2 separate regions of the Mus musculus genome follow, and region 1 is linked to region 2. The links are chromatin loops, found by intact Hi-C in ENCODE. Cell type or tissue: heart. All regions are shown on one strand. Links, peaks and the distances in the headings refer to the core of each region. The heading gives the core; the rest is flanking DNA.

Region 1 (15,010 bases), core at 2,239-10,238, 120 kb before region 2:
ACAGGGCCCTTTAAAAAGGTGAAAATACTCGGGAAATTGCAGGCTGGGGTGAGAATTGCTGGCAACCCTGATGCTGGAGGAAGAACTGCCGCCTAGGAAAAGATTTACCTCACAATTCTGACAACTTACTCACAGTTAAATCTTCACTGGCTGCTTCCCGGCTTTTCTCTCTCCTTTCTTATAAACTGAAAGGCTGCTGTAGGCAAGGTAGAGAGAAGCTGAGAATTTTTTTTTTCCTCTTTGCAGTTCTGGCCCAAACTGTAAATAAGCTGGTTCCCTTTTTCTGATTCCTTTCCCGTCATCTAGTAAGACCTGTGAGCGGGTGTACCTGTGAGTCCCACCCTGTGACTGCAATGAGCAGCTCTTGACCTTGACTTGTGGTCTCCTGTAATCCCCGGCATCCTGCTATTATCTGAGTGTGTCTTCCTGTATTATGAACTTAGTCCTCAAAGTAGTGAGTCCTTGGAGGAGAAGACCTTGGGAGGTGACTGGCTCACAACCCCAGTCAATGAACTGCATTACAGATTTTAGAAGGCATGGCTCTCTCTAGCACACTTCTGTCTCATCACACGATGCTCACCATTGCGTTGGGATACGGAAAGAATGCCTGCCCCCACAATCAGCCTCTATTCTTTATAAACAATCCACGCCCGGTATTTTGTTACAGGACGGATTTCTGTCTGGTCTTTTGAAGTGTAGTTGAACCTCCATTTGTGACGAGAAAACAAAATGTTCAATTACTTTTCTCACAACACTATACTTTCTTACCCTGACCTGTCAACATATTTCTTGTTTTCTAGATACTATGCAATATTTTCAACAAGCAAAGACAATTCTTCCGTTATTCAGAACCGATCTGCCTAGTAGCAAATGAGCAACTGAGTACCACAGCATAAAGTATGACTATGAAATAAACAAATTATATCATATATACTATGCATCTAACTATTGGTTTTTAGTGTATCTGATTAAATAACATGTATTTTTAAAAAGATTTATTTATTCATTATATCTAAGTACACTGTAGCTGTCGTCAGACACCCCAGAAGAGGGCATCACATCTCGTTACGGATGGTTGCTGGGACTTGAACTCAGGACCTTCAGAAGAGCAGTCAGTGCTCTTAACCACTGAGCCATCTCTCCAGGCTCCTAAATACTATGTATTTAAGTTAATTTCACTCAGTTTGGAGTTCTTTTTCTTTACATATCTGTCACCACCCATGTGATGCATTAGATTTGCTGAACTTTTATCAGAGAAAGTGTATAACCTTTGGCCAGGATCTTCCCAGGTTCTCATCCCAAGCCTTCTTAAACCATTTTAAAATTCTGATTCTGAGTTCGATTCATTAGGTTACATGAAGAAGTGAAGTCATTTGGTATTTGTCTGGTCTGCTTAGTGTTTTTCTGGAACTGTTTGATTCCTTTTTACTCTTTAAATGTAACTCTAAAGCCTTTAAAATACACACACACACACACAAACACACATACACATACACACATACAAAAACACACACATAACACACACACACACACACATATAACCCTCAACACCTCACATTCTGATTCTAATGGACAGTGTTGGTAAACAAGAACCACTGACATAAGACTGACATCTTCAAGTGACCTGGACCACTGAGACACAAGACTATTTCCAAGTGACTTGCTCTACGTCCCATGGAGAGTCCGAACTCAAGTCAGTGTCTGGCAGCCTGGGCAAGACTCACCCAGGGAAGACAAGTGTGGCTAAAAATCGAAACGGTCCTGTTGGGTAGGACTCTGAAGAGGTCTGTCTGACCCCAGCTTAGATTTTCATTTATCTGTTTGTACCCGAGAAGGAACTGTGCAGAAGAGCGGTCAGGAAGGATGGAAAACAGAAAGCCACATCTTATACGAGTCCTGAGGTGTACCCACAGCCTGAGAATTTACCATCCCCCTGAAGACCTGAACAGTCAAGAGGATAGTCTTCACTCCCACTCTCGAGCAGAAACATAGGTATCTAGAGAAATTCATAATACAAACAAAGAGTAAAATGCACGTGGCAGGCGTCTTCACTCGTATGTCTTTATCAACAACAGTTGGAGTGATTGCAATTTATGAAAGAAATCCCGAGATGACATCGTCTAGTGTCTAAGAGAACCCATGTCTTTCACCAGGACCCACAAGGGGATGTGTATATGCAAGTATGTGACTAGAAGAGAGAAAGATAGCGCAGTTCAGCTGGGTCCATATCAAGTTTGAGGAGGAAAAGCCCATGTGGTAATGTGCCACCAGCACCCAGTATGGCAAATGCCAGTGAGCACTGGTACCATGCTTCCTACAGAGAGACCTGTTCTCACAGCGATCTTGTTGGCACCCTCCAGCTCTCCACTGAGCATGCGCTATGCAGGAAAGCCCATTCCTCACTCAAGTCTCAGATGTTCTCCACTGGAAGCCACCAACACGGCGTCTTCAGCATGGTTGGAAAATAAAACTAGCTATGCAAGCATCACGGTCAAGGGGAAACTCAGGTTCTTTCTGGAGTTTGTTCACTCTGGCATGAGGCTATGACGAAGTAATTGATTAGTTTCGATAGACGATCGGGAGTGGAGAATGCTTCTAGACTCATTCCAAGATGTTGAAATAGCGAAAGAAAGAAAGAAAGAAAGAAAGAAAGAAAGAAAGAAAGAAAGAAAGAAAGAAAGAAAGAAAGAAAGAAAGAAAGAAAGAAAGAAAGAAAGAAAGGGGAGGGGGGAGGGGGGAGGGGGAGGGGACGGGAGCGGAGGGGACGGGAGCGGAGGGGACGGGAGCGGAGGGGACGGGAGGGGAGGGGAGGGGAGGAGAGGAGAGGAGAGGAGAGGAGGGGGCAGATGGCAAAAGATAATAAAAAATAGATTCCTGAACTCAAAAAAATAATAATAAAATAAAATAAAGAATAAATAAATAAAACCACAGCAGCTTTTAGCTGTCGTTGGACCTCTGGAAGTTTCAGCGTAGTGTTTACAAAACTAAAATAGAAGTTATGACAGCTCATTATGTTTAAAGATGAATATTCATAAGCATGCAGGGGTGTTTATGAGAGATTGCATTTTCTGTTTTCTCCTGAAAAAGCCGTAGATCTATGTGATACTTAGAGAAACTGACTAATTTTTCTTAAACGCTTAATCTCTTGGGAGCGAGCTTCATTTATCTTTTATCCCCCCTCACAATAGCCCATGAAAGAGGCTTTGTCGGAAAAAAAAAGGGTGCTTGTGGTGGTCATGGAACATATGTCTCAGTAATCCAAGGACAGAAGTCAGTTGTCCTGTCTTAGAAAGGAGCCCTGACAACCTCCCTGCACCCGGGGCACACCATTTGTTCGGCGGCCATGTGGGCCAGCATCCTGGCCGGGCGCCGAAGCCCAGTGCAGCCGCGGCAGGCTCCCTGGCAGGGCTTCCTGAGTCAGCAGTCTCCTCTCCACAGAGCAGATGGGCCAGCCCTCAGGGAAAGGAAGCTCTTCTGAGAGTCTCCTGTCTTCATTCTTCCCAAATGGGCTTGGCTATAAAAAGCAAATTAAACAGCCATTGTTCCTTTCCTCCATGAAGCTGACATCCTAACATCCTGCCTAGTACAGGGCTCCCGGATGTTTGCTGCTGGCCGAGTGACGCTTGCCACTGCACCAACAGTAACATAAAAATCACTCTCGAATTCCACTCTGGAATGATATTTGTCTGAAACGCCACTGCTTTCTTTTTGGTTGTGACTACACAGCAGAAGAGAGCTTTCTCACTGGTCTTAGTGTCTTCTTCCTGCCTCCCGCGGGTTTGCACATGGACTTTGGGCCTTATAATCCTAGGAGAGTGTGGAGACTCGACCCTCAAACTTTCCCATTCTAGAGTACTCTGCGGGCGGGTGTACTGCCTGTGTAACAGAGTATTCGATAATACAAACTAACCACCCTGCCTTTAACCTCAGCAGAAAACAACAATAGCAACCCTAAACAAAACCCCTTTTTGTCTCTCTGTCTGTCTGTTTGTTTGTTTGTTTTGAGATAAGATCTCGCTACAAATCCCTGTCTGTTCCAGAACACACTGTGTAGCCCAGGCTGTCCTCAAACTCACACAGATCTGCCTGCCTCTGCCAGAATTAAAAGTGTGCCTTTCCAAAACAACAGAGCAGAACGAAAAATAAAGATGCTCTGAGTCTTTGGGTTGTTTGATTGGCTTTGGTTTTTGGTTTCTGAACATGGGGTTTCTGTTTCTCTGGGTAGCTCTGGCTGTACTGGAATTGCAGACAGGGCTGGCCTCAGAGAGATTCCCCTGCCTCTATCTCCCGAGTGGTTGAGGCTCGGGGAGAAAAATCAAAAGTAAATCACACAGACAACTTCATACCTCAAGAGAGAGGCAAAGGGAAGAAGGAGAGACATGATGGGAAAAGCAGGAGAGGTATGGAGAGAGAGGCTCACACTCACTAATGCAATTGCGTGTGTGCCTCTTACTGTACTCTCCAGGACGAGAGACGGCTCAGTGGTTCACATGCTCTGGCAGAGAACCTTCATCCAACTCCTGTATCAGGTGACCCCCAACCTCTTGTAATTCCAGTTCCAGAAAGATGGACCTCTGGCCTCTAGGCACTAGCACTCTCCTGTCCATACCCACATACATTCAAATAATTAAAAATAAAATAAATTGTTTTAATTTTATTTTAAAAGGGTAACCTAGAAGAGCATCTACGTCACTTCTCTGAGCAATATCCATATATAAGTCAGCACCGGCCAAGTCACAGAACAAGACAGCCCCACTTGGGACATGAACCTATAATCCCACAATTGCCTTTAACCACGTGGTAACTAACCAGAGACAATGGAAACAAGCAATAGATTACACATCCATCACCCCAGACCAAGGTCCATCACTTTAACAACCCTCTGATAGCTTCAATACAAGATGCTGAAGAAGGACAGCTCTTAAAAAGCATGTCCCAGGACGGCGATAAGGATGCCTTGCCCAGATATCAAAGTAAATGGTAGAAAAGAAATTTTAAATGCTGTTTTCTGAAAGCCACTTGTATTACTTGTCCCACCAAAATGAACTGGGTGGGGTGGGGATGGGGGTGGGTGGTTGAGGGGAGGCGGTCTGGATTTTTATCAACCTCAATTCTCAAATTAAGACTTTCAGAATGAAATTTTGGCACACAGTTTTCTGAACTTTTCTGAACTTGGTCAAGTGGATTTATTCTAAGAAGAGGGGAAAGAGTTTCTGGTAAATAAAGTGCCAAAACAGGAAGCATGCCTATGACTGTGGAGCGGACTGCTGGAGGGTAGGAAGGTTCCTTCAGGAAGCAGCTTACGATGGTGCTCCATCCAGAGCTCTGAAGCAGCCTGGGTTTCTCCACTAAGCAGTAAGGGGCCCCAGCATAAAAGCACTAGTCAAGACCTCCCTGTGGCTGGTGGCCTCTGCCCCGTTACTGTAGTGTTGCTCATCTTACATGGCGGGAGATGCAATAATGCTATTATATTCCTGCGGCTGCTGCAACAAATTATTGTGACCATTACAACTCCTGAGCTGGGGTTATAATCCCAAAGTGCTTGCCTTGCATGCATGAAGTCCTGAGTTTAATCTCTTATCACAATAAATAGATCAACCCAATCGATTATCTTGAAATCGGTTTCTCTGCTGTTTCTACCTTTTAGGCGCCGCCTTCCCAGGTTGTGTCATAGCTCCCTCTTGCATTTGCAAAGGTAACCATAGCAGATGGGGCCCTTCTCACACTGAGTAACTCTGACTCACCCACGGCCTCCTTCTTCCACATTTTCTTGCATATGTGTGGCAGCAGAGACTGAACCCAGGGCCTGAGTATGCCCAGACAGTCTCAGAATTCGCAATCCTATTGCGTTAGCCTTCAGAATAGCTGAGATCGCAGGCCTGTACCACCAGGTCCTTCTCTCTCACACTTTTAAGCATCATTATCTGGATGCAGAGCCCACCTGGTGTCGAGGTCAGATGGTTTGCAACGCTGATGCCACATGCAACCTTTTGCCTTGTAATAGAGGAACTCACAGTTCTTGAGGGACATGAGCATCTTTGGGGGAGGGTCTCATCAGCCTAGCAGAGAAGCAACCCAAGATAAAAAGACCTAAGATAGGGAACTGTGCTCTCGAACACACATGGAGATATCCAGAGAACACCAAGCCATCAATGGTTGGCACTGGGTCCAAAGTCTTGAAGAAACCAAGGTGAGGGTGTTCACAGTGTGTCAAGGGAAGATGCCTTGAAATCAAAGAAGGAAGGAACAACCCAGAATTTAACACCTTCATTTTTTGAGACAGGGCTTCAATAAGTACCTCAGGTTGGCTTTTAACTCAACATCCCCCTGCCTCAGTCTCCTGAGTGCTGGAATTGTAAGCATGTGCCACTATGCCCGTCTCTCCTCCATCGATCTCTAGAAACTGGAAAGAAACTTAGGAAATCACATGCGGCTTAACCCATTATGCCCTGCCCCCATTTCTGGTATAACAGAAAACCAGCTGGGCAATGCAGCACTAGAAGGCAGCAGGAGAACCATGAGTTTGAGGCCAGCCTCGGCTACATACACAGCAAGACGCTATGTCAAAAGAACAAAGCAAAGCTAAAAAAACAACAGAGAACAAGGGGAGGGTTTGCAAAGCAAGCCATCATCTGCCTCGGCATTTCATTTTAAGCATCCCCGGTTTTCACACTACTGATTCTCACCCCCAGGCTCTCCATCTCTGACTCACTGTTCAACAGAGCTCTTTACAGCCCTGCCAGCTCAGGAGGCAAAGTTCTTGTGTGTACCAGTAAACACACCATTTCTCCCCGACAGAGGAAAAAGAAAGTGTGTGTGTGTGTGTGTGTGTGTGTTATAAGCATATGTGTATATATATATATATATATATATATATATATATATATATATATATATATGTGTGTGTGTGTATGCTTAATATGTACATATATATATGCTTATATCTGTGTTTATATGTGTTATATATAAGCTTTATATATATATATATATATATATATATATATGTTATATATACATATACATGCATATATACACAATACATACAAACACACACACACATATATATGTATACACATTAAGTAGACGTGAAGTCTTGGGCCTGCTAGGTTGTAATAGTACACAAGAGGCATCCACAAAATAGTTTGAGGGGATAGCAGTATATCTGTGCACAGTGACTGAAATCTATGGAGTCTTAGGCACCCACTCTGTCTCCTCTCATTTCATCCTCCTGGCCACCTTTCAAGAAAGCTTGCGCCAGGCAGTGGTGGTGCACACCTTTAATCCCAGCAGTCAGTGAGAGACAGAGGCAGGTGGATCTCTGAGTGTGAAGCCAGCCTGGTCAACAGAAGGAGTTCCAGGATAGCCAGGGCTACACAGAGAAACCCTGTCTTAAAAAGACAACAAAAGCAAGAGGGGGGGGGTTGCATCCTGTTCTAATTCAGTTTTCTACTGATGTGAAAAAGACTATAACTATAAACAACTTGAGGAGGAAAGGATTTACCCAGAAACATCTGCCTGGGGGTGGTGCCCAGGGCTGGGCCCTCCCACATCAACCATCAATCAAGAAAATGCCCCACAGGCCAATCTGATAGATACATTTTTTTTCCAGCTGAGGTTCCCTCTTCCCAGATGACCCAAGCGTCTGTCAAGGTGACAAGAAACAAAGCAGCACATGGGCATGACCCTCTGTGAGGTAGCCAGGGCCCAGAGCCGGGATGGAACCTGTAAGTCCTGTTTCCTCATGTTATCTGGCCATCACCCACTGCTGAGACTTTGCCTTTAGACCCTCACTCTAGGATGTCATAGCCATGTCTGTAGACAGGGACAGCAAAGGGCTCCTGCATCGTGGGTTTCCCGAGTGCTTCCTCACTGCAAACCACACCGTTCCCTTTGCTCTGTGGCATTCCAGCCCAAACAGCTTCAAGTCTTCCTTTTCCTAAAATGCATTTTCCTAATGTCCTTCCCTCCTTCCCTAATACTTAAACACTCCTGTTCTCAGTCACAGCAGCCCAAACCACTGGTCACGCAGCCATCAGGAAAAGCCCCCAATTATTCATGCCCTGTCTTTCTTCTTGTTCGTTCAAGTACATTTTTAATTTTTTTTCATCCAAAGTGTTCTCATGGGAAGGTTCTTTTACCCCAGACACCCACCCACTCCCCTCCTACCCTTCCCCATCTGGTCAACTCCTCTCATCATCGAAAACTGCCATCTGTCAAAACGGCTGTGTTATAAGTAATACACAAATCACTGTGGGGCGCTGAGATACTTGACTAATACCAGGTAGCAGCTTCTCCTGAATAAAATGGAAAGAAATGGCCTAACGTTACACTTCAGGAATGTAAATTCAACGGAAATGGGAAAATGCTAATTGCCAGTGGAGAAGGTTTCTTCTTCCCCAAAGGAAGCTACATACTGTCTGTCAAAGAAAAAGAACAGGTCTCCTTGAGCCTCTCAGCCTTCCCAGTTCCCTAGGTGCCCAGGTGCGCAACACCTCCAGTGTGAGGGTTTGAAAGGTGAACCGCTGTCTTTACAGGTGTGCTGGAGAAAGCCCTGGGTTCAGGAGAGCAATTAGAAGGAATGGTGGAGCAGAGCCAAGGCCAGATGAAGAGAGAGCTGCTGGCTCCCCTGTAGAAGCACATGGGTAAGGGCGGAAAGCATCCTTAAGAGCAGGGGAGAGGAGAGACAGCGGGTGGTCTAATGATGCCTCGGCATGCAGAGCGGAGGATACAGTTTTTTCAAAGAAGCTCACTTTGGTTAAACTGAAGGTATTTTATACTTTTTGCTTGAAAAGACTGTGGCACTTGGTACTGTTCCCAAGGGTAAAACTCTCTTGGTCCCAACTTTAAAGGCTTGGGGGAGGAATCAGTGGGAAAATTGGGCAAAAAAAGAAAGACAGGGGTTAGGGGGAGCAAACAAATAGTACCTCAAAACAGAACTAGTAGGGGTATAAGACCTTTACGAGCTCTGAAGCACCCAACTACGTGGAAGATCTTCCCTATGCCAAGAAGGAAAGAACATCACTCATTAGCAGCTTAGCAACTGGGATGTTGGAGGTATGACTTAGAGCTCCAAAAAGGGCAATCCTGAAAGAATTACATGTCCATGTGACAGTTGTGGAAATGAAGACATCACAGCCAAGAAAGCAGGGTAGTAGAGCCAGGTCAAAACTCATCTCTACTCCAAAGCCTGTGTTCTACCAAACCCTGGTATTGCTGAAGCCATTTTTCCATGATTCATGGTTAGGAAACTCAGACGTTTCAGCATTCTAAATCCTCAGAGTAAACCGCTCAGAGGCCAGCCCAAATGGAGGGGACTCTTCACCAGTTGCATTGAAGGTTTCTGACGGGACTTGTAAACGATAACCACTGTTAGCAGTCCGGGCTACACATCCCAAAAGGATGACCCTTCTCGACACCGCCCAGACTGATCTGAAACCCCTGGGCTGCAAAGATCCTTCTTGCTCAGCCTGCCTAACATCCATGTCCACAGGCAGCCTGGGCCAGTGCACTGACCTCCTGGGATGATCTAATTCTTCAACTAAACGCCCTACTCCCTCCTGGGTCTTCTGTTCCCTAGGTCTCAGAAACCTGTACTTCTAAACCTTGCTCAGCTGATTCTTGATCTGCTACCAGAGCTGGTACCCACACAGACATGAGATAAAAACAGACTTCAGATTTCCTTTCTGCTCTGTCACTTGCGAACGCAATCACAATGCAATCAAACAGAGCCACAAATCCCCCATCCAGAAACACTTCCAAAGCAACACAAAGCAATCACGGAATAGTTTGCTAAAATGAAGGCCAACGCTAAGCATAAACTGGGGCAGGAAAACCGCCAGATGTGAATATATTAAGCTTTATTTTAGGGGATCGCAATTGGAAATTGTTTTAACCATAGTGTGTGGGCGTTGTGAGGTGACAGATGGCGAACAACAAGCGAGTGGCATTGAAGAGGAAAGTGCTGGGTTTAGCAGGTCTACCTTAATCCAGCCCTACCTCTCTCTGGCCACTGTTGTGGGGAGCAGTGTATTGTTTCCTTGGTTCGCCTGCTCTCTGGCTACACCAGATTCACTCTCATTTTAATCCAGGCTTGATCCTTTAAAACAAATCAGGTCTCAGATGTTACTATTTCGAACTGTAACAGTAATATCTCAAATGTATCCTGCATCTGCCCCTCCACCCCCCACCTACAGAAACTCATCAGCACCCCTGTCACCAGTCTTGGAAAAGCCCTGAGGGTTTATTTTCATTTTGTAGTACAGGGGATGGGTCCTAGCATCCAACAAGTTAAGCACGTGTTTGATCTCATGCCTGACCCATCACTGAGTTTTAAGCCTACTTTCACAGATTCTTTGAGGAGTGCAGAAACCTTGTCCATAGCAATAAACTGATCTATACCCTATACGTGGCTCATATGGTCTTTCTTTATGGGAACTCCAGACAGCGTTTCAATGGCAGCAATCTGCAAAATGGACCACAGCATCTTCTTGCAACTAAGTCTAAACTCTGGGCTCCCCAGAGTCAATTCTACAGGACTTTAAAAAAAAGATTTATTTATTTTATTTATATGAGTACACTGTAGCTGTCCTTAGACCCACCAGAAGGCATCAGATCCCTTAACTGCTGAGCCATCTCTCCAGCCCCTAAAGGACTTTTGATGTCCTTCTGCTGGGTTGCTCAAACTGTGAGATAGCTAGCTGACTCGTACCTTGAATCCCCACCCTTGAATGAACAGGCAAGAGGATTTTGAGGCCAACCTGGGCTACACAGGACCTTGTTTTAAAGGTCAAAGCAAACATTTGAGATACACAATTTGGGACGCAGGAAAGCATCCAATCCTATGATCAAGATTTGACTGTAAGCATGGAGGGTCATGCACACTCCAGTGATGCGATTCTTAAGCATTCCTGGTATATTCTCGGACAGCACATACCTACTATATTTATAGAGCTGGGCTGTCCATTTAGCTTCCTGGGCCAAAGCTAAGATGAAAACATTACTGTCTGCCAATCATTGTTCAAACACTTCCCTTGCCCTTACCAGGTCAATCAGATTCAACCAACATGAGCATCCTCACTCTATTTGCCTACAAAGTGTGCCCATTTTCTCCTTATCCTGTAGTAAGCATGACTGAGCATCTCCATGGAGTATCGCGTAAACCTGTGAACCAACCCTGTCAGTGGTTGCTGATACTCCCTAATCTAGGCACACCTACCTTCTACCACCTTGCCTGGAGCATCTCTTGTCTCCCAGGAGTCTAAGAGTGCATTTAATTCTGAGGTACCGTCGTGAACCATGAACCTGTCACCTGGGTGGTGCTGCCTACAGATGGCTTCATTTGAAACCTTTAAACCCAGCACTCAGGAGGCAGAGGCAGGCGGATTTCTGAGTTCGAGGCCAGCCTGTTCTACAAAGTGAGCTCCAGGACAGCCAGGGCTATACAGAGAAACCCTGTCTCGAAAAAACAAAAACAAAAACAAAAACAAAAAACAAACAAACAAAAAAAAAAACAGGAGACCCTGTTTCAGAAAGGGAAAAAAATATCGAAGACTATGGGAACACTGAGTTCAAACCCTGGCACTGCGAAAATTACAAAGGGCATCACTGAAGAGCCATGAGTGCTCACCACCCTACTCCTGAAGCAGGGAGCACAGAATATTCTCTCTATATGTGAAGCCAGATGTTTTTCAGTGACCTACCTAGGCAGCGATCCCTAACATAGAAAAACGAGCGACGAGCCTCTAGCGTGTTATTTAAAATGCTGCGGTTTGGGCCAAATTGAAAACTATCTGAGGGAGGCAACACTGAAATGGCTTAGCAGGTACAGGCACGTGTCATCTAGCCTGATGAGCCGATGCCCAGGACCCGCATAGAAGAACTGACTGAAGCCGTCCCCCTTCCCAGATCTCCTCCACATGCCTACCCTGGCAAAGGCATGCCCGCACACATGCACACATACAAAACAAACACATTAAAAGATAATTTAAATTTTAGAAGCGTATCTGAGACCAGTCTTCAGCTACTGCTTTGCCAGGACAGCCAAGTAGTGTTCCTCAAAGATGAGTAGCAGGGTTCTGTCACCTAAGAAAAGCGACAAACGCATTAGTCATCCCAATGAATTTGACTGCTTCCAATGCAGCTGCTGTGGGTGTTCAGGTCACGTCCTCAGACGCAACAATAAAATCAGTCCCGGCTGGGAACCTATCCCTGAGCGCTATTGCAACGGTATCTCCATAGTAACCCTTTATCCAGACCTGCATTGGCTTCCCAGAGATGCTTTCTAAACGGCCATACAATTTAAGCTTTAATAAAGACTAATGTAGAATTAGAAGTACTTTCAATTCACAAAGGCACCCAGGGACTGAACCGAAGAAAAGGAAACAAAAACGGTTGGAGTCTAGGGTAGGGTTGGTCTTTCCCAGAAGGCAATAAAACGCGTGGCCAGGAGAGAAACCACAGCTAAAATTCAATGCAAGGCTGGAGGGGGCGGAGGCGGGGGCGGGGGCGGGGGGGGGGCATGTGGAGCAGGTGAGTAAGAAGCCATGTGATAGGTTCCTGGTTCAATCCCCGTTACCGCAAACAGAAAGTTCAGTTCAGGGAAGAAAATCACTTTTCTGAGCCTACGCCCTGTCCCACTGTGAGGAAGCCCCGAGGGCCTGATACTTTACTATTCTGATCTCCAACGGAGTCCATCCTCAGTGGTAGCGCCCTGCCCCATCTCCAGCCCCCGCCCCCCCCCAGTTGTCCTACCTCTTTGCATCCAAGTTCCTCTCCACTTTGAAGATTACTCTAAAAACCACGCGGAGAAAGATCAGGTGGACCTTCTTCGGCAGTACGCAGGTTCAGTTCCAGTATTTGAAGACTGCTATGCGGCTCTGCATGTTCGTGATAACTGCTAAGTACCTGGGCAGGGGACCGCAACTTTGCAGGCATCGCAGCCTTCGATCGCCCACAGACCCACCTCGAGCCTAACTGCCCGCCAGTGTGAAATGGGCTGAGAGTACCTCATAGGTATGCGGAACTTCCAGCACACGGGGACTCCAGTGTGATCGTGCCCTTCTGTCCGGGCCACGAGTTAACCTTTCTGCTTTCTCCGGACTGTTCTAGTCTAGAGACATTCAAAAGCATCAGGGAAGGTCCCCCAAGCCTTATGATATGTAGTGTTCCCCAACTTCCAACAAAAGCACTTGGCCAGCAGGGTCCTCTCTTCTCCCTTGCTACTTCCTTCTTCCCTGCCTCTCTCTTCCTCACCCCTCCCCCTCCTGTGTTTCTTCTCCTTCCCCTTTCTTCCCCTATCCCCAATCTTCTCGTTTGCGACATTTCTGGGAGCCCCTCCCTCGTGGCCCCAAGTTCCAGAGCCTTTGGAGCATAATTAGTTCTTTAATCTCATATTCCTCTCACAGAGGAATTTTACAAAGGGGACTTACTCCTCCATTTACAACACAACAGGTGCACTGTACGCCTCAGGAGAGGAGAACCACAGGGATTTTCCTCTCTGGTTCTTTCTTCCTTCCTCTCTTGCTCTCCCGCCGAGAGGATAAACAGGAAGACAAATAGGCTCCCTGCTTCCTGGGGCCAGAAATAAGAATCCTGATTTTTTTTTTTTTTTTTTTTTTTTTTTTTTTTTTTTTTTTTTTTTTTTTTTGCCTTGGATGTGTTCTACCACATGCCCATTCGCCAATGGTCTGAGCCCACGGGACCGATGGCTCCTACTGACTTGGCAAGAGCAATGCCCTCTTTATATAGACTGTATACCAGCCCACCTGCTGGAGATTTCTCTCACACCTCTGATGTTCTGGTATCATCTCTTCCGCTCCGCTTCGGCCTCCTTTTTCTGAGGTGAATGAACTTTGCCTGACTGCGAATTTACCTGCTTAGGGGCACTGGCAACTTCCACGGATGTCAGCCAGTGGGAAAGATGACTGGCGGTAGCAGAGGAGAGACCATGGGGAAAGTAGCACAGTAAGGTGTTAGAATATTCTACGGATGAAGAGAAGTCACTCACCATCCTTATACGACTTCCTGTCTCAGCCGCCTTTCTATAAAGGTAAATCCTAAAACACGATCTCTATGCAGCCATTAAGAAACACAGGCTCTGGGTTGGAGCGTTGTCTCAGCTCTTCCAGAGATCCTGAGTTCAATTCCCAGCTACCACATGGAGGCTCACAACCGACTGTAATGGGATCCAATGCCCTCTTCTGGTGTGTCTGAAGAGAGCCACAGTGTACTCACATACATAAAATAAATAAGTCTTAAAGAAAGAAAAAAAAAACACACACACAGACTCTATGCTAATGGATTCTTCTGGAAACTACAGCTTTCCAACCTGTCTTCCAAACAGGACACCTCCACTGGGCAACCTCAGAGAGACTTACCACCTTGCAGAAAGAGCTCTGGGGACCCAGGATTCTGGAAACTAGATGAAGACAGCCACAGTAGTATTCAGGGGTCAAAATCGGAAACGTTGGAATGGGTGAACCATTGCTTACTCAGAATTCTAAGTGTTTTAGATCTCAGGGTTTTCCGAATTTGGGAATATTTGCATATTCAAAAGGAGCTCTAGTTCGAACTGGACCTGAGTCCAGTCAGGAAACTCACTCCAATTGTATATGCTCCGTACATACAGAGAGCCCGGTGGTAGTTGTATATAGTGTTTAGAGTGCCTCCGTATTTTGACCATGACTCTCCATGACATGAGTTGAAATCTAGAATTTTCTACCATAGCAGGATGTTGGCACTCAAAGAGTTTGAAACTCAGGAGAACTTCAGGCTTCGGCCATTCAGGCTTTGGAGGCTCAACTTGTGTGTCCATTTAGTCGGCCTATGTTTAAGTCCAGTCTGTGAGCATTTGAAAAGGAAAGGAAGAGGAGATGCTAACAATCCACTCACCGTCTTCTAGAAATGTCCACTTGAGACTGGGGACCACTTAGGGAGGAGAAGCTGTTTGACAACTCAGTGGGCTCTCGGGCTAAGGAGTTTGCTGAGCTCTGGGGACTGTCTCTCCAGTGTA
Region 2 (15,010 bases), core at 2,495-10,494:
GCCTTGCTTCCTTGTAGTTTCAGACAATTGCTTGTCTATTTTTAGCAGGCAAAATCCACTGGGAGAAGAAAGATGTTAACAAATAAAAGGAAAAGAATACAAGACACAAGGGCAGAATGAATGTCAGAGGTGAGATAGCAGGTTTTATTTTTATTTATTTATTTATTTTTTGTAGACTCCTGAGAGAAGACAAGGGCAACGTTCCAGGCATAATGTTTAAGTGGCCAAAGATATCTTATTCCGCCATTTTTCTTTCATTTCCCTAATCTGGCAATACAGCCCAGTTCCTTTCTCTTCTGAACTTCCCTGGCATTTTTATCTGCTCTTCTATAAGGATGTTTACTGGTTCCTGCTATTCAATAGTACATATTGGCAGTCATACTGGTTTTGATTCTGCTGGCATCTGTGGTGGTTTGAGTATCCTTGACCCATGGAAAGTGACACTATTAGAAGGTGTGGCCTTGTTGGAGGAAGTGTGTCACCTTGTAGGTAGAATTTGAGGACTGCTGGTGCTCAGGTTCCTCCCAATGTGGAAGAGAATCTCTTCTGGCTGCCTTCAGCTCAAGATGTAGAACTCTCAGCTCTTTCTAGACCACTATGCTTGCCTGGAGAAAACACGTAATGTTTGAAAAGGATAGAAATATAACCCAACAGACAGTGGGCAACGCTGTGTGGTATTGGTTTGCCTTGCCACTCTTTGCTGGTCATTGTTTGTCATGACTTGGTAGAAAGAATGAAACCCACCAAAGAACTTGTAATGGTGTTCTGGCGGCTTCTTGCTGCTTATGTGAACTTGGGCGGATTGGCAGAGCCTTTTGGGGTTTTTGTTGTTGTTTTGATCAAACTGCCATTGCTGATTCCTGCATGGTGTTTTCGAGTGGACTGAGCTGTTGATTTGTGTGAACAGAGCTACTGATATCCTGACAATGCACACTGGATTCACTCAAAAAAAAAATCTTTGCTATATAGGTCCGAATCCTCCTTTGCCTTATTAACCTATCCTTTTTCACTATCTCTGGTGGGTGGTGGGCTAGAACACTACCTTATTAAAAGTAGGTTCTGAAAAGTCTAAGCCTACAAGTTGCCTTGGTCATGGTGTTACTTCACAACAATGAAACCCAGACTAAGACAGCATCATTAGTAATCCAGACACATTTATTTTTCAGGCTCAGTTTAGCACATTTGAGTGAATGAATAGATGAAGAAAATATGCACATTAGAACGACAGAGAAAAGACCAAGTCCATCCATCCATTTGTTTTCAAAACCCGACCCCTCACCCCTTGAGACATGGTCTTCTATGTAGCCCAGGCCAACTCCCCAAACTCTCCAATCCTTCTGCACCCTGGGTTGATTATGCACTACCAACACCTGCAACCCCCACCTCAATGTTTCATAAGGATGTTTGAGACATTCTTGCCTCAAATAAAGAAAACCCATAAACTTCCTTCTTAAATCAAAGAGTATTTATTCTGGGGGGGGGGGTAAGAAAAGAGCTAGAGATTGCCCTTCCTGTGTGGCATTGTAGTGTGCTTGGCTTTGGGGAGGGTATGATGGGAACAGTGGGTGAGTTTGGGATTGATAAGGGCTCACCCACTCAAATCATATCATATAGGCTTGGAACCCTTTTGACAGGAAACTCCTGCACAAGCCTCTCTTTCAAAGTGAGGAAATTTTGGCTAAGGGGGAACATCTTGCCCAAGACCACTTAGCTACATATGGGAGCATTGTCTTGATGGAATAACTATCAAATAAAATAGAAAGTGAAGCAAAAAAGCACTCAAACTCCCCTCAGTATACCTGGCTGGGAACCCACTACTTTAAATTATTAGTATGTGGGACAATGCCACCCATAGAAAGTGACAGAGGATGAGCTGGAGTGTGCTGTCACACGCCTTTGATTCCAGCACTGTTCCAGGACAGCTATAGCGACTACACAGAGAGACTTCGTCTCGAAAAACAAAGAAAAACAACAAAAACAAACAAAATGATAAACTATAAACTCATCTGATAAAGTCATCATTAAAAAGACACTTCAGACGGACTTGGTGGCACATGTTTGTAATCCCAGAATTTTGGAAATGGAGGTAATGGTAAGTAGTGAAGTTTTTAGGCTCAAAGATTGGACTCTGGCAGTCCCTGGTGCTAGGTCTCATGACCAGGACAAAAGGCTAACATGCCTAGAGGCTCAGCCACCCCATCCCTACCTAATATACCAAGAAAGGGACCTGTAACCTGTAAATCGAGCAGGGATAGATTTATTCACTGTGTCCCATTGGGAAGAACAGATAAAGAGGCCAGTGCCACTCAGTGAGTCTTCCAGGCACTGGCAGGTTTATGGTTAAACAGAGAGAAAGGCTATGCATAATTAATAGTCTCTATCCTGCTATCAGCTGTCTGAGCTAAAATGTGGTCAGATAAACCATGAAATTTCTTCCTTGGAATTTCTTCTGGAAATAGGGCTTCAACTTTTCCCTTTCCCAGCATGTGATTCTTGAGGGAATCTGAATTCTTTGGCATCCAGTATTTCAATAATCGCACAGCACAGCGGTGGGATTAAGGGTTCAAGGCCAGCCTGAGCTACAGGAAACCCCTAAATCCCAACAAAGCTTTTAGTTCTTTCACTGATTTCTAGGTGTTGAAGATTTCCACTGCCTCCAAACCTTGGCTTGAGGGTCAGAGGTGGGCAGAAAAGAGAGACACGCGAAGAACACATTGTGGACACCTTTTCCTCCTTGGAGCCCAAGTTGGCCTCCAATTCTCCCCAGTATTTACCATTCCAGCACAAATAGGTGCTGGTGAAAAGGATGTTTCGTGTGTAGTTCAGAGTAAGAAGAAAGGCTCTGGATTCCCTGGCTTCCACTCAGCTTATCTGCTGCCACCATGGTTATTCACTTATCAATGACTTTTTTTTTTTTTTTGAAGGTAAGTTTTGTTCAGTTACTTTGGGACAGGACTGTGAGTCAGAGGCTGGCATCAAAACCAGAATAGAAGCCACCGTCTTCTCTGGGGATTCTACTCCTGGCTTTGAATCCCCAGATCACAAAACTTTCTAATTGGAAAGAAAAGTTCTTAAACAAGCACAGGGATTTGTTGAAGCCTGACAGTGACTAATAAGGTCGGTCTGAGGACTGCCTGATGAAAGAGAAGTTGGATTCACATGTCACGGTGAAATTTTAAAGCATTTCCACCCCAGCTTTAACTGCTGAGTGTAAATTGGGCAATCCCACCCCAATCCTTGCAGATATTCCTAAACTAAATAACTCTGAAAGGACATCCAAGCAGTTGGCTTTCCTCAAATGCCTTTGTTTACTGCAGGATTTTATTGACCAATTGACTCACGAGGTTCCTGTGTAAACCGAGTGTTTCTCACCCTTTAGCCTGAAGACCAATGGAAGAAGGGTTTTCTATCTTCTCTATAGCCGGGGTTGGGTAGACCTTAAATTGTATTCACCTAACTGTGGACCAAATGGCTCACGCGATTCCATTAAGAAAATTATCTAGGGTGCTCTCACAGTATCCGGGGAAACACAGTGCTGTCATTTAAAGCTCATTGCCTACATTCACACTGCTGAAGGCAGTTTCCTGAAGGGGGCGGGGCGAGGGGGGAGGTCGTTTGTTTTATTCAACATCATCTTCTCTTGGCTTAAATGTACTAAGTCTCAAGTAGGTGGCCCTCTCCAGGAACAGGCGAGCAGGCGAGCAGGCGCGGGCACTCACACGTGGACACACACGCGGACACGCGCCTGCCCACACCCCTTGCGCGTGACTCGCCTATGGGATTTAAGGGCTTCTCCGGCAAGGATTACCGTCAGGTGCAGAAAGCAGCCCTTTGTTCCGTGGGCATTCCCCCCCACCCCCCGGATTTGACTGTTATTTACAGGCCATGTGAGCACTGGCCAGGGCCTGGCCGGCGGGGGGGTGGTGGCAAGGAGAGCACCCCTGACGCATGGGAGACAAAGGCTCGTGAGGCCAGCGCCGCCAGGGGACAACTCCACCCTCACCCCCCTCTGTGACTCCGGTGAAATCGGCCGAGACTTGCATCCGGAGAAGTTGAGGCCTGCTGGCCTCTGGATATGTAGACTTCGGGGAGAGGCCCCACGAGAGTGAATCTGACCCGGGCTGTCGAGGCACGGGGGATGTCTAGCACCCATAGAGGGCCAGCAAAGGGGAAGCACTAGATGTCCTCCCAGCTCCCGAACCAAGAGAAACCACTTTGCCCTCCTCACGGGTGCAGGGAGCCCATGCGGCTCTCCCAGCCAGAAAGCCGGGTGCCGGAGACTTTGCCCCAGGCAGCCGACGTCACTCCACTGTGGTGGCTCCTTCCGGAACCCGAATTAGAGTGATCGCGCACCCCGGGCACCAAAATATAAGGTGCGTTGGGGGCTGAGGGGTCGCTAATATGCCAGCAACAAATTAATACTCATGTAATAGTTTATTTTTTTAACTGAAGAAAAATCCATAAACAAAATAAAAACTGCAGTGCCATTTTGGAACCCGAGGCAATAAAAATAAATCTCCACAGATGATTGCTTCTCAACCCCCATAGCCCACTGGACCCTGAAAGGGGTGTCAGGGCCTTCAGAGTGCAGAGAGCCGGTAGAAGGCCTTGAAATGAGAGCTGGAGGTGATCTCGGGCGAGCAGCTACGCAGAGAACAAAGCAAAGGGTAACAGTGGAGGAGGCTGAACAGGGCGGGAAGGACCCCAAGGCTTCGGCGGCCCTCGCTGCCTTAATCAGGCTTAGTCGCAACTTGAAATGGAATATTCGACCTGGCCGCCGCTACCAAACCCCGTAATTCCCTTGTTCGGTGATTAATTCTTGCTAACAAGACTTGGCAAGATCTCGGCCAAATAATTTTTTTGGCTCTCTGTAAGGTCCCCACCACATGCGCGCATAACCTCCTCTCTTGCCAAAATCGAGCCCTTGGGAAATTAAATGCTCCCCCCCCGAAAGTAAAATGGGGGGTGGCAGATGCTACGTGACCTGGAAAGAGGGATGCGGAAACTCGAATCGTCTCCTAGCTTATTACATTTGCTTTTATAAAAGGTCATTCTTCCCATGGGCACTTTTCAGCATCTTTTCCTTCGTACCAAATGTAGACCTTAACCGTCATTTCCTTAGAGGACGTTGCGTGTGAGGAGGGAAGCGAGGACTCCCACCAAAGAGGAAAACCTCCGGGTATTCCCCCCCCCCCCCCCCATGGTTAAAAAAGCAGGTTTTAGGAAGCTTGGGCCCGAGTGCCTCCCATTCTCTTGCACGGGCACAGCATTCGGCCAATTAACGCCCCCCTCTGGGTTGTAAAGTAACAAACCCCTCCACCTCTCTTTTGTTATTGGGCTTCGGCGCGAGGGCCTTCCCTTTCATCTTTCTAAATCTGCGTTGGCCCAGGTTCCGCGGGAAGCTATAAACCAGATGTAATAGCTCGGGATGGAAATCGATCACGCTAATGTATAAACTAAGTCCGGGGAATCGCATGGAAAAAAACAAAGACAAAACACAACCGGCCGGGCACGAAGAACGAGATTAAGTCCGGCGAGGAGAGGTCCCCAAGCCCTACGGGGTGGCAGCCGCACAGTGTCAGGTTTCTCGGAGCTGCAGGAGCGAGACCTCGAAGACTGGGGAGGCCGGGGGGGTGGGGGGGAGCGCAGGGGTGAAGACCTCCACACGGAGAGCCCAGGCCTCAGTAAGGCCCCGCGTCGCCACCCGCAACGATCTCTACCAGGATCGCCGCGCTCCGGGGCTGAGGAAGGACAGGGCACCGCGCCGCGGCTCCATTCACAAAGTCCCCGAGCCGCCGGCTCGCGGGCGGGTCGGAGGCTGCCTCCTTTTCTTCCTCTAGGTCTCCGTTTTATGAATGGGCCTGGCAGCCAGCACCGAGCGCCCTGTTTACTCCTCTCTTTGTGACGTCGAGTCCCCGTGACTGGGTGCGAGGGGGCCGGCGCTCCATTCACGAGCCGGGGTGGGGGCGGGGCGGGAAGCTTGCGTTGGGGGCGGGGCCTGGCGAGGTAGTAATGACTCTTCCCTCCCCCGGGAGAGCCGGCGAGCATTAATAAATCTCTAAGCCAGAGGAGGAAACTCTGGCTGGGGCAGTGCGTGCAGCTCCGGCGGTGCAGCGGTGGGGGAAACGGCGGAGCCCACGGCAGAAGCAGCCCTAGCTAGCAAAACACACCAGAGGCGACAAACCGAGAGGAGCCCTCTCTCGTAAACACACTCCCCTGCTCGATCGCTTGCCCCGGGTGCCGCGCGCCCGCCAGCTTTGGCGCCAGAGAAGGCTGGGACTGCTATGTAACGTTGAGGCTGCGGGAGGTGGAAGCAGGGGTGTTAGAGGGAGAAGAGCCTGGGGCCAAGTTTGCGGGTCACTTCTGCAGGCGCCCTCTTAGCCCTCGCCTGGTTCCTTCTTGTTAGCCTAGCTGGCTCCGGTGCCCTTGGCCTTCTCCAGCTAGCTCCCCAGCTTACTGCGTTTTGCCGGCGACATGGTGACGATGGAGGAACTGCGGGAGATGGACTGCAGCGTGCTCAAAAGGCTGATGAACCGGGATGAGAACGGCGGCGGCGGCAGCGCGGGCGGCAACGGCAGCGGCAGCCACGGCGCCTTGGGGCTGCTGAGCGGCGGCAAGTGCCTGCTGCTGGACTGCAGGCCGTTTCTGGCTCACAGCGCGGGCTACATCCGAGGCTCGGTGAACGTGCGCTGCAATACCATCGTGCGGCGGAGGGCCAAGGGCTCCGTGAGCCTGGAGCAGATCCTGCCCGCCGAGGAAGAGGTGCGTGCCCGCCTGCGCTCTGGCCTCTACTCGGCTGTCATCGTCTACGACGAGCGCAGCCCGCGCGCCGAGAGTCTCCGGGAGGACAGCACGGTGTCGCTGGTCGTGCAGGCGTTGCGCCGGAACGCGGAGCGCACGGACATCTGCCTGCTTAAAGGTAAACGTGGGTGCCCGGGAGAGCGAGGTGGGAGGGTAGGTAGTGTAAGGGACTTGGCGGCCTGAGCCCTGCTGGGCATTGGGAGGAAAGTACCCGAGTGACTACGGGGTGCTGGAGTCCCCTTCCTCGCGTGTCTTTGTGCGTGTCAGTGTGAACGGTTTTGCTGTGGTTTGGAGCCTGAGTCCCGGGGAGGCCGTGCTGGCGCGTTTCCCCAATCACCTGCAATCCGCACGCGTCTTGGAGTTTCCGTGTTTGTTTACGCGAACGGTTCTGGCCTGGATGCTGGCAGCGGTTCCTCTGCGCAGCCCAGCTTCAAGTACTGAGAACGCGCTCTTAGGTCCCACGGGGACGAGAGAGGCCTGGTTCGGTATAACCCCGGGAACCCTAGAGGGGGGTGAAGGAAGGTGAATGCTAGGGTAGGAGCTGTCTCAGGAGTTCATACACATCGGTCAATGAGGAAAGGAGAATTGGGGTGCAGACCTGGGGAGCTATCTCTTTTTTTCCCCGCTGCCTAAACTCAGAGCTTTCTTGGATGGCGGCCAACCCCCACTTGCCCCGGTCTAAGGGAGGCTGAAGTGCTGTATTTGGGGGGGTGGGGGGACACCAGGCACAACCGCGCCTGCTCCTGCTAATCCCGGGAGCAGAGAGTTACCACCTTTTGTTCACACATCATTCTCGACTCTGCCAGCGGCGCGTGCCTGGTTCGAGCGAACCCTGGCGTAGGAAATTAGGTGGCCGGAGAGAGGGTGGCTTGTCACATTGAGAAGTCAGACACCCCAAAAGGATCGCGCAGTATCTCAGACGTTGGCAAAGGGGAGGGACCGCTCGCCGCACCTGCCAGCTCGCTCGGTGTGCCGGCCACCGGTTGGGGAGCACTGTAGGGTGCGGGGTGTGTGTGTGTGTGGGGGGGTCGGGCGCCCCCTGCTGCGCTGCTCCCCTACCTCCGGCCACCGCATTCCGTGCATTCTTTCGCGCGGGTCTGGTCTTTGCTTCCAAAGCCTGGAGGTTTGTCCGACCTCCGCCTTCCAAGAGCCGCCCATTTCCCTGCCGAGGCTCTTCGCCCCGTCTTCCAGACTTTTCCTCTTAGTGTCTTGTCTTCCTTAAGGAAGGGAGGCCGGGAGCGAAACCCTTTCTCGCGTCCCCTCCGAACGGCACCCGGTGCGGGCGAGCCAGGCTGGCCGTGCGGAACAGCGGGGGGCTTTGTTCTCCGCAGTTGTTTCCTGACCATTTGACCCGTCAGCTGCTGGGGAAACGCTGCTGTTGATCTGAGGCTGAACTGCCAGGGCGATTTTTTTCTTTTCTTTTCTTTTTTTTTCTTCCTTTTCTTTCTTTTCTTTTCTTTTCTTTTTTTTTTTTTTTTGCAAGGACCGCCTGTGGCTCCTGCAGCCGAGCCCCAGTCTCTCAGCCGGCTCCCTAAAACGCTTTAGGAGCGACGGCCAGGAACACAGGTTCCGGACCTCGCGACCGGCCAGCGGTCTGAACCGGGGCCCCACGCAGTATCCGCGGAGCCCTGCCTAGGAAAGGCGCAGGTCCCGGGTCCTCCCTCGGCGGGGTGTCCTGCCTGGGCCCCTGAATCGAGATCGCGCGGGTGGGAAAGGTGAAACTGTTTCGGGGTGAAAGTCCTAGGTTGTCCTGGGTTGCCCAGCGGTTGGATTGAGAGTCGGAGCCCATGTCTTCCAACCCTGGCTTCAGGAGTACTTCAGTCCCACGTGGAGTCAGGGATTGTTTTGTTTTTCTTCCTGGAAGAATTCCGCCTGGGACTGCCCTGAAGCTGGAGCGGCAGCTGCCTTGAGCCTGAGCCCTTAGGCTTCCTTCCTGGGTGCGGGCCCCGGGGTCGGCCGAGCGCCTAGGGAGGGAGGCATATTTTTAATGTTAAACCTATGGCTTGCGGCACTCTACCGGTCCTGGATTCGGATCTGGAGACAGGCGAGGCCAGACCAGTTCTGAGAGATGCTTCAGGGCGAATATTGATGTAAGACTGGACAGGACAGGTGGCCTCTGGGCAAAATGACAGTCCCATCCGTAATGGGTGCCTGGCCCACAGAAAGGCAGCATTTCCTTCAAGTCGCGTTTTCCACCCCCTTCTCTCACTGGGCCGGGAGGATCAATCACCCTACCCCCTCAAATGCCAAAGGCCTTCTTCCCAGTCCTCTGAGGTGACGCTCTTCTAGGCCTGGTCACAGGCCTGGACTGCTTAGTTTTCATCTGTTCAGGAACAGCTCCTTCCCTCTTCTAGACAGAAGTTCAGCAGCCCTTGGAAGCAAGAGCCTAACATGATAATTTGTGTGTGTGTGTGTGTGTGTGTGTGTGTGTGTGTGTGTGTGTGTGTGTATGTGTTGGTCTTAGAGATCAGCGTTTGTCAGCCTTAGTTTATGTAGATGTGTGTGCTGAGCCACGACCTCGTCCTTCCTTCTCTCTGCCAGCTATTGAAAGGTCTTGGTAGAGCAAGAAGGAAATGTCTGCTCTAGGAGGGGGCAGTCATAGGAACTAAGCAAACCTCCCTCCCACCCCCAATCCTGCCCGGGAAATGTGGCTAGGTATGAGAGCATTGGCCCAAGGCTCTCTTCTGCTGGTGGAGTGAGGAGGCAGGCAGTAGGCAAGTGGAGACAGAGTGGGTGCCCACCAACCTTGGGATAGGGGAGAGAAAATAAAAAATAACCCTTTTAGAAGTGATGTCCTTCCAGGCCAAAGCGCTTGTCGGCCCCCCCCTTAAAAGAAATTGATGTTCCCCCTTTTGGGGGGGGTCTCTTTAAAAGATTTTTTTTCATAAGCAAGGTTTTAAAAGCAAGAATTAAAACTTTGCGAAACTATTGTTAATCTTATACATCGATCAAGTTTTGGTACATACTAGAAATCTTATGTTTCCTTTATGTGAGTAAAAAAATCATTGAAATTCTCTAACTTACATTTTTAAGTTTTTCAGATTTTATCTCAGTTTACATGTTTCAGATTCTTAACCTCCGTAAATGTTTGGGTTGGAATTTTAGATTTGCTTGCCTTTTAAAAGAAAAAAAAATCTTATCCGAATGGAAATAATTTTTTAATGCCAGTATCCCCAATCACAAATCAATCTGTTACACACAAATAATTTCAACCTGGTGTGGGAAATGCGTGTGATCACCAGACCTTGGAGGCTGGCTGAGGCAGTTGCGTCACGAACTGCTCCACACACAGGATCTTCTTTGTGCAATTTTATCTACTGTCCTGTGTAGAATTTACCATATGACCTAAGTTCTTATTCAAACACAATTGCAAAATTATGCAGGGGGCTGTTTTGAGCTATTGGGATAGAGTCATCTAGACAGCCTACTTCCTCAACTTATCTGTCTAGATCTTGGGTCTGACCCTGAGTTGAGTGGAGGACTCCGTCTTGCTCACCAGGACCTTTGTTGGTGCCTGCACGTCTCTTTCTCTGGACTTCTCTCCAGCTTTCCCAGTGTATAGCTCAGGCGTCTCAGGGCATAGCTCAGGGGCCTGCTTACACCTACATTTTATATTCAGAGGGAGGAAGATTTCTGGCTTTTTCTATTTGTACATAGAACAGAGTGCTCCAGAGAGGGAAAGAGTTGGAGTGTTAGAATTACCAAAGCAATTACTTAAGCAAGACTCCCAAGCCTTAAAGCATTAGCTACATAGTTACTAGGCATTAGCTACATAGTTACAAGGAACGGAGAAAGTACAACTGTGGCATCAAGCGAATGGACTTCTCTAGTCAACCAAGGTTACTAAAGACAGGGCGAGGTGTCCAAGGACTTTCTCCTTTATCTTTTAAGACCATCAGGGCTTCTTATCTTGTAGAAAAAGGTGGTAGTTAAAGAGCCAAGAAATCCCTTTAAATACTCCAAACCTGTAAAGCTGGATTGCTAATTTCCTTACTTCAAGAGCCAGTTCCTGTCAGAGAGAGGGAACATGGCCGGAAGTCAAGTGACTCTGATAGAAGCCAGTCTGCTGGACAGGGCAGTTAGGGTGGGAGGCCTGGGAGGGACTGCAAGAAAGATCTAGTCCCTAAGCAAGGCTTTAGGGCAGTGATTCTCAACTTCCTGATGCTGCCACCCTTTAATACAGTTCTTCATGTTGTATAAACCCCAATTATAAAGTCATTTCATTGCTACTTCGTAACTAATTTTGTTAGTTATGAATCACGATGTAAATATCTGATATGCAGGATTTCTGTCGTGCTACCCTGTGAAAGGGTCCTTCAACTTTCCCGCCAAGGGTCAAGACCACCAGGTTGAGAATCAATTCCTTAGGCGGTTCGGCCAAGTGACCTGGGAAGGACAGGCTCTCTGACTTGGGAATTCTAAGATCAGGAGTTCACTTAGGTCATCTGAAGACTGTTTAAAGTGAAGTTCCCAAAGGCTACGACCTTCAGACGACCTAGACTTCCTTTCTGGGCCAGAGTGAGACCCAGGCTCAGGTGGTAATCTCAATATTGACTGATCGGATCTAGGGAAAGTGGCAGCCTCATTAAGATTCCCCGCCATAGGCACTACCCGAGCAACTCCTCTCTAGGAACCCTATTATGGTGGTTTACCAGCACCAGTCAGGGGCCCTTGTAAAGCACTTCTACGAATGTATATGATCTCCACTCCCTTCCGGCTGACCTGGCAGCCCACTAGAGTGGAGGAGTTACAGCTAGCAGCAGCCCCTTGTGGTCATGGTTTATATCCTGAAGGTGAGCCATGGAGTTAACTGGAGATATAGTTAGTTGCCCTTCAGGCAAGCCCCTTGAAGGCCAGGCCTAAGTTTCCATTTCTGACCTACAGGTTGAAAGGCAATAAGTACAGGAAATAAGTTCTTTATCCTTTGATGTTTATTTATTTATTTATCTTTATTTTTGTTTTTTCAAGACAGGGTTTCTTTGTATAACAGCCCTGGCTGTCTTGAAACTCCATTAGTAGATCAGGTTGGCCTCAAACTCAAAAGAGAGCTGTCTGCCTCTGCCTTCTGAGTGTCTGTGATTAAAGGCGTGCAGCAGCAAACTGGGCTGATATTTATTTGTTTATTTATTTATTTAGTGCTAGGAATCGACATGTTGTTTAACAAAGCACTCTACCACGGAGCTGCACAGCCCCAATCTTAGGAAGTATATTGTTAAATAAGACCTTTAAGAAATCTGTTAGGAAATTACTTATGTTCAACAGGACATTGGAAAAACAGGCCGAAATTCATTGGTATATGTTATGATTTTTTTTGTTTGTTTTGTTTTGTTTTGTTTTGTTTTGTTTTTGAGACAGGGTTTCTCTGTGTAGCCCTGGCTGTCCTGGAACTCACTCTGTAGACCAGGCTGGCCTCGAACTCAGAAATCCGCCTGCCTCTGCCTCCCAAGTGCTGGGATTATAGGCATGTGCTACCACTGCCTGGCATGTTATGAAATTTTATCCAGAAGATGCCCAATGCCTTGGAGAGGCCCAGACTGACCATCTGATTCATGTGTCCCGGTTCCACTTTGGGACATATGCCGGAGGTTCAGTGAAAATCTGGCCCCTTCTGCGTGGAGTTAAGTTCTGGATAAAACTTGGGTCCTCTGAACCTGGTTCTTTACCACAGAGGCGCTGTGGCCATGATGATACTTGCATGAAGATGGGGCTACTAGCTAGGAGGGCCTGAGAGGAAAACATTTTAAGGCAGCTTTCCCTACACACTGAGAAATAAGAGCTCTCTCTCTCTCTCTCTCTCTCTCTCTCTCTCTCTCTCTCTCTCTCTCTCTCCCCCCCCCTCTCTCTGCATGTGCGTTTCATACCTGCAATCCCAGCATATGGGGAGTGGGAAGTCTGATTACCATGAGTTCGAGGCCAGCCTGGGTTACAAAGTGGGGACTACCCCCCGCCCCCGTGACAATATACCAGACCCAGTAAGTTTACACCATGATCAGGAAGAAGGTCACATGGACCCCTTTGGACCTTCTCTAAACGGACACGCTTTTAAAAAAATGAGCACACAGTACTACTCGGTTCTCTTCTTTGAAGTGCGGGTCAGCTGGTGTCTGGGCAGGAGTATCGCTGCCAGCACCCTCTGGAATCACCCATGGGCATGCGGCAGTGTTCCCAAGGGAATGGCTAGTGCAGGGGCTCCTGATGGTAAGTCTGGCTTCAAGCTGGCCACGGTGAATGCTGGCCCCTGTCCTTAACCTGACTGTGAGACCCCAGGTGGCTGTGTGCTGTGTGTGTAACTCTGGTGCACTTCACATGTTCGACGGGGGCTGCTCGATGCACAGGAAGTAAATGCCCTCTGTCTGGGGTATTTCAGTTCTTAGTAACTCAGGATTCACCCAAAAGGCTTTAACAGCGAGCGGCATGGCCAGGCGAGGCAAGGACTTTTCAGTTTCTTCCTCTATGTGGGTAACAACTCACCTGCACTCACCAATGTCCTTCCTGCACAGCACCCCACCCCCCATCTTTGTCCTCATAGAAACCAGCCGCAGCTTCCCAAAGACAAAAGGTGCCTGGATCAGGAACTCTGTGCCAGGGGAGATTAATCACTTACCGAGTAGGAGCAGGGGGCTGTGACAGAGGTCAGAGGAGGGCGGAAGTAGGGTGGGCGCACAGTTGATGACTCAGAAGGCTGGGATGGAATCTGTCTGCAAAGTCCAGAAAGGACCTTCAGGCCAGCGGGTCCTGTACCCTTTCTATGAAGGGAAGGGTGGGAACTTTTCCTTCTGCCGGGAGGCTATCTGGAGAGTCCTGCATTGTGACCTTGGAATCTGGGCTGCCATGCCCCACCCCCTTTATTTTTTTAAGTGAGACAGGTTGTGCCTGTTTCCTGGGTGGAAAGCATTTTGTCAGGGACTACTGTTCTTTTCTTTTTTTTTTTTTTTAAGTTTTGATTGCTTAAATGGATGTTAATAAACAAACGGGTGGTTAAAAATTTGAAGTCTTACAGAAGCACACCTAAGGGCAAATGAGCTTTGCTAATGAAGGTGTGGACTGTGGGACAGAGTTTCTTGGTAGGGACCAAGGGCCTTTGGTGACAGACCTTTATTGCTTCTTGATCCCTCAGATTCTCATCCCTGCCTTTTCGGCCTGCTTTAAGAAGAAGGATTTATAATGGGAGGGAGAGGGAGTCCTGCCCCTTGGGTGCTGTGGCCACTGAGCCCATGAATATCCATAGCTGGCATCACCAGGTCTGCAGGCTTTTCCGCCTGGGAGGCTGGTCACTGTGACTCAGCAGGAAGAACTTTGACCAGAGATAGACTTTTATATCCGGAGGGAGCGGGCAGAGAGCAAGCCAAACCTCCGGTCAGAGAGGAAAAAAAATGGGTTCCCTGCTTCTGAAAGCCCTGTGATGTGGCGAGAGTTCTTTATCTCAGAAGCAGCAGGAAGCAGTTTTCTCGGGTTAGGATTTAGGGGCCTGGCACTTGGCTAAACTGGTCACATGTCACCCCTTTAGTTGAACAGCTGGAAGGCACAGTGCCAGAGGTGACTTTCTAGCGGGGCCGGGCACAGAGAAGGAGCGAGCCACCTACATACGCACCTACCATTTTAGCCCATTGTGTGGGTACCTCTGTGAGAGTGGTTGATCCCTGACGTGTAGAATGTTTTTGAATTGCTAATAGTTTCTAGTCCTGGAGGTTCCTACTGTTCTGCATCTTGGTCTCAGGTCCTTGTGGAACAGCACCCAGCTGTACCAGACAACTGGCACTATCTTTGTCACAAAACCCTTCCTTCCGCAGAAGACACAGTGATAACCTTTGCCAGGCTCCTCATCCACACTCAGGTCATAAAAACCCTTCCTTGCTCCAACCTGTGTGGCAGGGTTGGTTTGTGTGTTGGAAGTCAGTTTCCTCTTGTGATCCTGTTGGTAAAGACAGTGCTTGTGGTATCTGCTCCAACCGAAGGAAGGGCTCCTGGCAGGGTATCTTAGCCCCCACCTCCGATTCTTTCCCCCATCAGAAGGGACTGGTGATGGCAGGAATCCTCACTAGGCTAGAGGAGGACACATCTGGTTTGCTGGTTGCCTAAGTGCTAAGTGCTCATGGGTCCCTCGTTGTACGCGGTGGTATTCTAGAAAGTCCTTCTGGCACATCCGTGTGTACATCTTTCTTTGTGTATTTTTATCTCTGCCCGGAAAGTCCCTAGCATCCTTTCTTCC

The links. Hi-C counts contacts between places; a loop is a spot of excess contacts. Peaks named below come from ENCODE experiments on the same cell type or tissue, not always from the same donor. Only the 100,000 strongest peaks of a DNase experiment are listed, where the experiment ranks them.
Region 1: it touches region 2 in a loop (2.2-fold over the local background); 13 of 42 quality-filtered maps call a loop at or near these places.

Annotation. Positions count from the first base shown.
Region 1 is chr8:34,676,708-34,691,717 of GRCm38, forward strand. It overlaps Gm46069 (a long non-coding RNA gene), which reads right to left and starts at 13,251. Exons shown (of 2, transcript XR_001778750.2): 1 at 12,751-13,251; 2 at 11,972-12,081. In heart, for the core only: no CTCF peak of the experiment used is centred there; no DNase peak of the experiment used is centred there; H3K4me3 peaks cover 265 bases; H3K27ac peaks cover 646 bases; H3K27me3 peaks cover 606 bases.
Region 2 is chr8:34,801,255-34,816,264 of GRCm38, forward strand. It overlaps Dusp4 (dual specificity phosphatase 4), which reads left to right and starts at 6,356. Exons shown (of 4, transcript NM_176933.4): 1 at 6,356-6,919. The coding sequence starts at 6,475. In heart, for the core only: no CTCF peak of the experiment used is centred there; DNase peaks (open chromatin) are centred at 3,897, 4,937, 5,947, 7,127 and 2 weaker places; H3K4me3 peaks cover 6,450 bases; H3K27ac peaks cover 6,709 bases; H3K27me3 peaks cover 387 bases.